2 separate regions of the Homo sapiens genome follow, and region 2 is linked to region 1. A link is a contact called in ENCODE Hi-C or POLR2A ChIA-PET data. All regions are on one chromosome and are shown on one strand. Each heading gives the region's core, a stretch centred on a gene start or an enhancer-like site at or near the end of the contact. The rest is flanking DNA. Distances are from core to core; before and after follow the strand shown. Region 1 has its middle 100 kb from the start of LINC01101. Region 2 has its middle 120 kb from the start of GLI2.

Region 1 (4,567 bases), core at 978-3,477:
GTGGCCACTACATGCCCCCTGCCAGGGAACCCCACTGGCCAAAACCAGCCAGCACCCGAGCACAGGGACTCGTTGATGTGGTCAGGCTCTGGGGCACAGAGAAGGGGCAGTGGGAGGGAGGCTCAGATGGGCAAGTGCAGGTAGTTTAGGGGACCTACTGCTTCGTGGGGCCACTGTGAGCGGGGGTGCTTTGCTAGGCGTTCCACAAGCATCATTTCACCAAAACTCAGCCTGAGAGCTGCAGAGAGGGCACCAAAGCCTGGCAGAGCCCAGGTTCTTTCCACGGGGCCACATGGAGATTACTGCTGGCATTCTCCCAAAAAGTCGCAAAGTTGTTCTGGAGCAAGTGAACTCCAAGCCTGTGAAAGGTGAAGATTGTTCCAACCTCTACATTCCTCGCTGTGGGTGCAGGGTCAGCACTGGGGGACCCAGAACCCTTGGTTTCTTCAACCCAGCTTCCACCGGCAGAATGATTTAAATGGCAATGGTATGCAAGCAAAGACTGGCCAGGATAAAATCACAGCATGGGCAGGGTTTAGAGGTCGCTGTCCAAACTCAGAGACTGTCCTGAGGAATGACTGGGGCTGGTCAGCACCTCAGCAGGTTGGAAGGAGGCTGGGCCTGACACAGCAGGAGGAGCCAGGAGCCCCAGGGGCTTGGCCTGCAGGAGCCAGGGTGGCCAGTCTTGGGGCTACTGCAAGGAGGCCACAGCAGGATGCATCCTCAGTGGGTCAGGGCCAGAAGGCCCCTGGGAGCACTTGGTCCAGGCCCTGCAGGGGCAGACAGAGAAGCCAGAGGGGAGGTGGGGGAGTCTCAGTGGCAGGCCAGGGCTCCCCAGCAATTATACCAGGACTGCTCTGTCCCCAGGGAACATATGTAATGATGAATGCACAAAGCTCTGAAGGTAGATGCCTGGTTTCCCATCCTACTTCCAGTAGTAAGTTACTTCTCAGTTCCTCAGTTTTCTCCCCTGTAAAATGAGAATAACAGCAGAATTTGCCTAACGAGTGTGAACAAGCTCATCAATAGCAGGTTCTTAGGACAATGTTCTTGCACATGTTGAGGCCTCAGTGATCCCAGACGCTGTCATTAGCACTAGGCTCTGTGCTGCCCCTGGACCCACATCATCTCATTTATACGCCCCAAGCACTTGGGGTCTGCCTGGTCCACAGGCCTGTGCTCAGAGCCACTGCCCTAGCTGCCTCCTTGTTGGGCGCCTACTCCACACTCAGGTCTGTGTGACACATTTGTCCATCGTCCAGGCTGATCTTTGCTGTAAAATTGTTGGCTGTTTTCTTTTGAGAGACAATCTGGTGCCATGGAGGGAATCTCCACTTTCTCATCTAAAAAATTGACTGCTGAAAAGAAACACACTGTTATATGCTAATGTGTTGGATGCCATGCCAGACTCCAAAAAGACCAATTTTCCTTCCTTCCCAGTGGCACCTGCAGACTCTCAGGACATTCGTGGTGCTTAGACTTATGAGCCCTGCCAGGCTGTGTCCCTGGGTTACTGAGTCAGGCTGTCTGGGAGCAGGGGATTGCGATCTCCACTCTACACAAACACTTCAGGTGACCCTGCAGGCAGGCAGCACTCTCCCCCTATGCCTTCAGTCCAGGGTCTGTTGACCAAAGGGGCCTGGAGGAGGCTGTGGGGAGGAGGCCTCATCTCAGCTGGGGCAAAAGAGCTATGGTTGCAGGACCAGGTGACACAGGCCAGCCTTGAAGTCGGGCAGTCCTGGTCTGCACCTGGGCTGAGCCACACACTGGCTGATGACCTTGAGTAAGTCAGTTCACCTCCTTGAGTCTTGCTTCCCTCCTCTGCCAAATGCAGATAACCCCTCTAAACCTTGTAGGGCAGTTAAAAAAGAAACCATGTAGGTCTGTGGTGTCTGGACCGGGTGGAAGCTCCGTCCCATGGAAACGCCCTTTGGCTCTCCCTGCAGAGTTGATGGGGCTGTGAAAAGAAAAACGCTCTCCCCAGAGGTGGAATCTTAGCCCAGGTGCTCCTGGCCGGCTGGCAGAGGAGGGGTTAACGATGACTATGTCCACGGAACAATAAGTGACCGGTGGTGGAAATGCTGAACTATGATGATGGAGCTGACAGAGGCTATTTTTGGAGGCCAAACCGCATGGAGTAATAGGATTGGAGCAGAGGCAAGCGTGACCAGAGCCGATGTTCTCAGCTACCGAGGCAACAGCCGGCTGGCCTGCGCCAAACAAAACACTCCGCCGCTCCTTTCTCCCCGCGGGTTTTATCTTGACCTTCATGCAAGCTACCCTTGCCAGCACCAAGAAAAAGATTGCTTTAGATTTCCTAACTGTGGTGTTCTTCAGACTCACTGCTCCCACACCCTATGACTTCGGCTTGGTGTCCACTGTGCAGTGGGGAAACTGAGGTGGGGTGGGGAGGGGCAAGCACATCCCAGCAGAGGTGGCCTGGGGGGAAGGGAGCTCCTATGTCTGACTCCAGGCATGAGTCAGGGTAGTCTAAGGGCTGTCAGCCCCCGGTCCTCCCTGAGTAACCCGCAGCTTGATGGGTAGCCCAGGATCCAGCCTCCTTCTCTGTCACACCGATGCCTTCTATCTGTCAAAAAGCCATGCTGGGGAGACGATCCCTTTCTGCCCTATACACCTGGAAACTGCATCAGGCTTCGACTTGCTGCTCTCACTGAAATCTCCCTGGAAGAGGAAGGCATGGGGAACTCCTGTTCTGGGGGCAAATTCGGTCTATCTGGGCATTAAGAGCAGCTCGAGAGGGAATAAGACGAGGAGCATCTCCACGTGTGCCCAGTGGTGAAGCCGAGGCTACACCAGGCGTTTACTCTGTTAATCCTCATACCTTTGTGACACAGCCGTCATTGTTCCTATGCCACAGGCACTTGACCACTTGATAAGAAGCGGCAGGGGCCCTTTGCCCTCTACCCCTGATGCCAGAAGATCCTTGGGCCCAGATGGGGGCCCCTCCACACACTCCTGTGTTCAGCCGGTGCCCTTACTGGGACATCTCCAGGGCAGATTGACATGTATAATGGAAGAGTACATTTAAAATGTGGGAATGCCTTTGGTGTTTTTCTTTTCTTCCCTGTTGGTGACCTTCCCACTAGTCTGCCAGAGGCCCAAGCCTCCAGGAGGATCAGGGTTGTTACAAGACACAAAGAGCAAGTGAGCGCCTAGCCAGACTAGGATCTCCAGGCCCACAGCAAGAAGGGTTTGAAAGCCAGGCTTCCCTGCAGGGGAAAAAGCTTTCTACGTCTGCACGTTGCCCTTTCTATATCAAGTGCAATGCCTGCAGGTCTGAGCGTGAGGTTTACTCTAAGACCGTGTCGGGCAGAGGACACAGAATGTGATAAGAAGGTGAACTGGAACTGCATAAGACATCAGAAGGGAGATATGTGAGGCTGCACCCAAGGAGGGGGTAAGAAACTTCCTAGATCCAAGGGAATGCTGACCCTGACCCCTCCCCTGCCCCCCGTGCTTCTGGTGCCAAAGACCCCACCTCTACAACATCAGGCTGCTACCCAGAGTAGATGGTGGTGGGAGGTTCAGGAAGTACCAGAGGGGCTTGCCTAGCACCCCCAGGATCCTAGGCTCCCAACTGTGTGGAAGGCAGACCAGAGGGAGCTGAGAGTGGCCGGTGCCCTATAGTCAAAACTGCAGAGCAGCCAGCCGTGCCAAGGGTCACTGGGGTCATAGCCAGACCTCCCTCTAGCAGGTGGCAGCCCCAGAATAGGGACCCAGCCACAGGGCCCAGAGCAATTCCCCTGCATGGCTTAGGTGTAGTAAACAGACCTCAGGACCCCCCCACTCCCCGCCCCAACCCCGCCGGCCCCAGGACTGCGGGGCGTGTTGCAAGCAAGATGGCCCGACCCAACACCCCAGGGCCACCAGGCCCCTCCACTGCAGCCTGGCAAAGAGGGAGTGGGAGGAAGGGTGTCCTCCTGAGAGCAGAGACAGCCCTGCAGCAGCTCTGACCTTTGAAAAGTCAGGTACTTAGCTATAAGAGACAGAATGAACTTGAACTAGGATGTTTAACTCTCACTTGCCCAGCAGGATGAGGTCAGATGGGGTGTTATTTGCGTGGTGGTGGTAGTTGGGGGGGCATTGTGTACATTTGGAGCCCCTGCCCCAGCTTGGGAGGGCCAAACAACATCCCTGAGCTCAGCAGCAGCTGGGCCTGAGTTTACTCCAAAGCTATATCCGAGGGGCAGGTTTGCTGAGCAAATGAAGAGTGCAAACAGGATTGCAGGGGGATTGTTTAAACGCTTTGGGCAAACAAACTTCCCTAGCCCCCAGGGCTCCCCTGGAAGCACCTATTGGCAGGCAAACAAAGGATGCACTAATTTATCCCTTCACTGAGGCCCCGCCCCTAGGGATACTCGCCCCTCCCCTGAGCCCCCAACACGGTCACTCGTTATCCTTGATAAGGCTGCAGTGTGGAGAGTTCTGCCCTCTGTTGTCCCTCCATCCTCCTGCCACAGGGAGGGCGAATTAATGAGGTGTCCATGTGACCCGCCCTCCTCTTGTTTAATGTACGGCAAAGGTCAGAGTCACAGAACAGTGGCCC
Region 2 (4,567 bases), core at 1,405-3,904, 47 kb before region 1:
CCACCCCCAGCTCAGCTGTGTGCTGGGGTGCAGTGCCCGCCCTGCAGTGGTGACACCTGTTTTGCAGAACATCTGGGAGGTAAAGTACACAGAGCCCCTGTGAGCAATCACTGTGCTTCCCTTTTCCTGTCCTTTCCAGAGTCTCAGGCTAATGCCACAAATGATACAGAAAACCAACTCGCAAGCTGTGGATTTTAGGACAAAAGTAGTGAAACGATTATGGAGAGGAGTGCTGTGTGAAGGTCCCTAACAGCTGATCTGGGCTCCACACCACGCCGAGTCATCATCTGTCTTCTTGATTCCTTCAGTCGTTAGTTCATCATCTGGCCAGCTTCAGGGAACACCTGTGTCCAGGCTGGTTCTGCTGGCTGGAGGGAAACCCAGATGTGAAGCCTGATCCCGGCCCTCCTGAGAAGGGGACCCTGGAGGGGAAGGCAAGACCATTCATCATCATCGTAACAGTCGGTTTCTGCATGTGTGCACCCCTTGAGGGCAGGGAGCCTTTCCACTACTCTCTCCCAGCGTGTCCTCACCCCAACTCATGAGACCAGTGGGATGGCGCCATTGATGCTGCCATTTTATAGCTGAGAAAATGAAGGTTCCTAGGACTGCGGCGAATGCCTGCTTCATAACAATACTCTCTGAAGCTGGGCCTGGAACTTGGTTTTGGTGAGCCCTGGGCTCGCCCTGGGCTCCCTCCGTGCACCCATCATATCCAAGAGAGGTGAAGCTCCTGCTCTAGTCAGATGGCAAAGCCCACCAGTGGGCCACCTTTGCTGGTAGGCAGGGCCCTGTACATGCAAACCACCCGCTGTGAATAGGCTGCCTCCTTTGCTATCGTCTGTCTCTCTTGGCACGGGAAGAGGGTCCGGGTTTATTCTCAGACTTTGTTTTGTTCCTCTGCATGGAAAGTGTGTGGGTTTGGGCATGGCTGGCCAGAGAGATTTGGATTCATGTTTGTGGGGAGATAGGATGCCTCCCCACCGGGAAGGACCAAAGTGCTTTCTCTGTCTCAGCTTTCCTGGAACTCTGCACTGGGCAATACTGGACGAGAGGCCAGTTTTTAGTGAAGTGGTTATTAGTTTCCTGCTTGGTATGTCACAGGTGGGGTTCCCTGGAAAGCAGCTGAGATAGAGATTTGCATTGGAGGTGTGTCCCCAGCCTCTGTACCTCAGTGCCATCACTCAGCCATTGATGGGTCCCACTGAGGAAGGGTCGTGCTCTTGGGCAAGGGGGCTCTCTTCTGCCTGCAGGAAGAGGAGGGCAGGGGGCGCTGGAGACATCTTAGCAGCTGGGGAAATAAGTCCTCCATTCCTGAAGTGGGGTCCTGTGGCCACCTTGCTATTGGTCTTCTTCGCACACATCTCCTCAGGACCCCGGAGGAGCGGCGGCAATTCGCAAAGCAGGAATCTTGCGTTGCTGGGTCCTCCGGCTAAATGCAGCACATGTTATCAGAACCTCCCGCTGACTCTAGATGGCGGAGGGGTGAGCACTTTAGGCCTTGGGCTTCGTGGGGCATGGGGATTTCAGGGAGGCCTGGATGCTGGGATGAATTTGGGAGAGGCGATTGACCTGTGAGGTGGGCTGGGATGAGCGTAGGGAGGGGATGTACAGGGTCCTCCATCAGTCAGAAAGCCCTGCCTGGGCGGGACAGGCCTGCTGGATGGGTGCCGGGGCACCTTTCTGCCCTCCCTGTCCTCTCAGGGAGACACAGGTTGCCGTTGTGGGGATGGGGACGGGCAATAGGTCACAGCCCTGGGTGGCAGTGGGGAGAGCCAGGAGGGGCCAGATGCAGGAGAGGGGCCCAGTTATATCTGGGTGAGCTGGCCCTGCTGCAGCAGAACTTGGAGAGGCGTGGAGGGGCTGACCGTGGTGAGTGGGGCCAGCCTGTCTGAATTAGCACAGCCGGTTTCCTCTAGCGCAGGTTTTTCCACAGCGGAAGAAGATTCAGGATGGCGGGGAGCGGCTGATTGCCTTTGGGGTCCCTCCGTGACTCAGAGCGTTTTCCAGCTTGTTGAACTGGGGCCATGCTGTGTGAAGTTTTCTCCTGACGCTCTGACGGATGCATAATGAATAGGGAATTTAATCCATATGCTGATGACTCCTCTACCCTGAACTCATCCGCATGCGCTCCTTAAGAGCCCTTTGATGTCCAGCAGGACGCACAGCCTTTTTATGAGATGTTTTATGCTCTCTCCCTGCACTCCCCACCCACCACTCGCCGGTTATGTTTGAGGAACGGAGGTTGTGTTTCTAAGAGTCTAAATAGACTCAGACCTTGAGAGACTCAAGTTCTAAATTTGAAGCTCGTGGGCTTCCCTTGGACTCGAGCCCTGGCAGCCCTTTCCCTTCCAGCCCGGGGCCTGGCGGCACAATTCCAGAGGCCTGGCTTTGCATGCACGGATGGCAGGCGGGGTGAGGCGGAGCCGGAGGAATCAGGGGGCAAAGCTCTGGGCCTTTCTCCTCACCTTCAGGGTGCTGCCAGCCCTGGGCACAGGCGGTGTGAGGGCGGTGAAGGAAGGAGCTGGCCCTTGCCCTCCCTGCCCCAGTCTCTCTGCCTTCAGCCACATCACCCATGCCATTCATTCCATTGGGCTAACGCATTTTCTCCCCCCATCTCCGGTAGCATTGCAAATATGTATGATCTGCTCAACCCCGAACACTTATTACGGGCTCCTTTTTCAGCTGGGAGAAGTTCTTGGGCAATGGGACACAGGACGGCAAATTTCCATGAGAGGACAGGAGTCCCTGCTGAGAAGAAGGGCGTTGGAGAGGGGAAAGAGAACGCTGGAGGCTGAAAGCCAGTTCTAGGACCCCTAGCTGGCCCTGGGATTTTGGGGGTCTGGACTGGGCCTGGGAATCGGGGTGGGGGTGGGGGTGAGGGTAGGACCAACTCAGGTTGCAGAAGATAGAGCCTCCAAACTAGAGTGGCCATGCTCAGAAGAGAAGACAAGCCTGGGGTCCGTGTGTGTGCACGCACGCGTGTGCTGGGGTAGAGGGCGTTTTCCTGAGCTTTGAGTATGGACTGAAGTCACTTTTAGTAGCCAATTAGCACTTTGACCCTGGGGAGGATGGCAGCTGTTAAATGCTGGGGCCCAGAGTGGCACCAAGAATCTACTTTGAAGAGGGAGCAGGGAAGGCTGTCAGAGAAGAGAGAGTTTTGGTCTGAAGTTTGGAGATGTAGGGGTTCTCTGGGGATACAGGGGTGAAGAACGAGAAGGGGGAGGAAAAGGAGACTCAGAGATGTGCAATAGGTGTTTTGGGGGTGGCTTATGCAGTGGAGAAGGTGTTCTGTGCTTCAGCTAACAGAACTGTGTGTCCTGGTGCCACGGAGGCGGGTCACACCTGTTGCACAGAAAACCGACACCTGGAATTACTTTAGCTCATTTCCGCCTGGTTTTCATCCTCAGCTGGCAAAGCCACCCTGCTCTGTGTCTCCGGGACACACCCTGTTTGGGAATGTTGGTAATCCTGTGACCCCATGCGTCTCCAGCTCCCCACTGCCACCCCACCTGAAGATGGGGACAGGGGGCAGAGAGTTTTGTCCCTTTCCTTGCATGGTAGATGAAGCAATAGAGGATTGGAGAGATGATATGGTTTGCCTAGGGTCACACAGCAAGCCAGAGGCTTCTGTCCCAGAACCACATCTCCCAGAGCTCGTTGCTGCTGCATCTTCCCTGGGCTCCTGCTGGCTCTGTTTCTCTGGGGCGGGGGCAGTGGTGGGGGGCACCTGACAGGTCTGCATGCGGAGCCCACCTATGAAGACCAGCTCGATGGCTCCTGTCCTTAGGAGCCCACTCTCAGGTGGGGGACAGACACAGAAACAGATGCAGGTAACGTGGTGTGATAGATGCAAGAAGAGAGGCGACCCCATGCAGGGTCCCCGAACCCAGGCTGGGGGAAGAATATGGGAAGGTGTTCTGGGAAGGCTTCCTGTAGGAGGTGAGGCCTGAGTTAAAGGAGAAAGGGGAGCAGGAAGAGGAGAGGGGAGCCAGAAGGAGGTTACAGGTGTTAGGAAAGTGAAGTGCAAAGTGGGGCTTGGTGCAGGGAGTGGACAGTTGTGACCAGGGAAGCCGGGGGGATGAATCAGCTTCTTCCCTGGGAAAGCGGGGCCTTCTGAGCCCTGCTGGAGTGTCTGCACTTTGTCTTACAGGCCTTAGAGACAGACAAGTGTGCATCCAGAATGATCTTCCCTCCTGGGGAAAAGCGGGCTGGGAAGCGGAAGGGCTGAGGCAAGACACCAGTGAGGGGGCTGCGAAAGGGATCCTGGAGAGGAGAGGGTGCACGGGAGCAGAGAGACAGGACACGCTCAGGAGCTACGCCCGGGTGTAACCGGCAGGATGTGAAGATTGTTGGTGGGGGAAGCGGGGTTCCAGGATGAGCCCGGATGGAGATCCAGGTGAAGCGGGCTGGGAGCCCAGCATGGCTGGTTTTGTGCACTTTGGGCTGGAGCACTGGAGAGGCCCCTGAGGCCCCTCGGGAGCGGCTTTTCTGGTGTGGTCCAGAAGAGCTGAAGAGCTCAGGGAGGTCCATGTCCTCAGAGGAGGCTCAGGATGGGGTTGGGGTG

The links. A loop is a pair of places that touch in the nucleus more often than their neighbours do. ChIA-PET counts read pairs that join two places held with the same protein, here RNA polymerase II (POLR2A). Pooled maps may share reads with other maps.
Region 2: a loop to region 1 is called in a map of ascending aorta, with 4 times the contacts of the local background. The contact joins two enhancer-like sites. A Hi-C loop is called at or near these places in 7 of 168 maps with a recorded cell type or tissue (Caco-2, HepG2, PC-9 and 3 more) and 5 of 50 pooled maps. POLR2A ChIA-PET finds 5 or more read pairs at or near these places in 5 of 52 experiments (AG04449, AG04450, BJ and 2 more).

Annotation. Positions count from the first base shown.
Region 1 is chr2:120,564,436-120,569,002 of GRCh38, reverse strand. No RefSeq gene overlaps it. Among named protein-coding and RNA genes, the nearest start is that of LINC01101, 100 kb to the right of the region's middle. Within about 2 kb of position 2,227, at least 7 of the 41 ENCODE cell types and tissues checked have a DNase peak (open chromatin) inside an H3K27ac peak, as active enhancers do; they include ascending aorta, where a contact is called at or near this core.
Region 2 is chr2:120,611,923-120,616,489 of GRCh38, reverse strand. No RefSeq gene overlaps it. Among named protein-coding and RNA genes, the nearest start is that of GLI2, 120 kb to the left of the region's middle. Within about 2 kb of position 2,654, at least 3 of the 41 ENCODE cell types and tissues checked have a DNase peak (open chromatin) inside an H3K27ac peak, as active enhancers do; they include ascending aorta, where a contact is called at or near this core.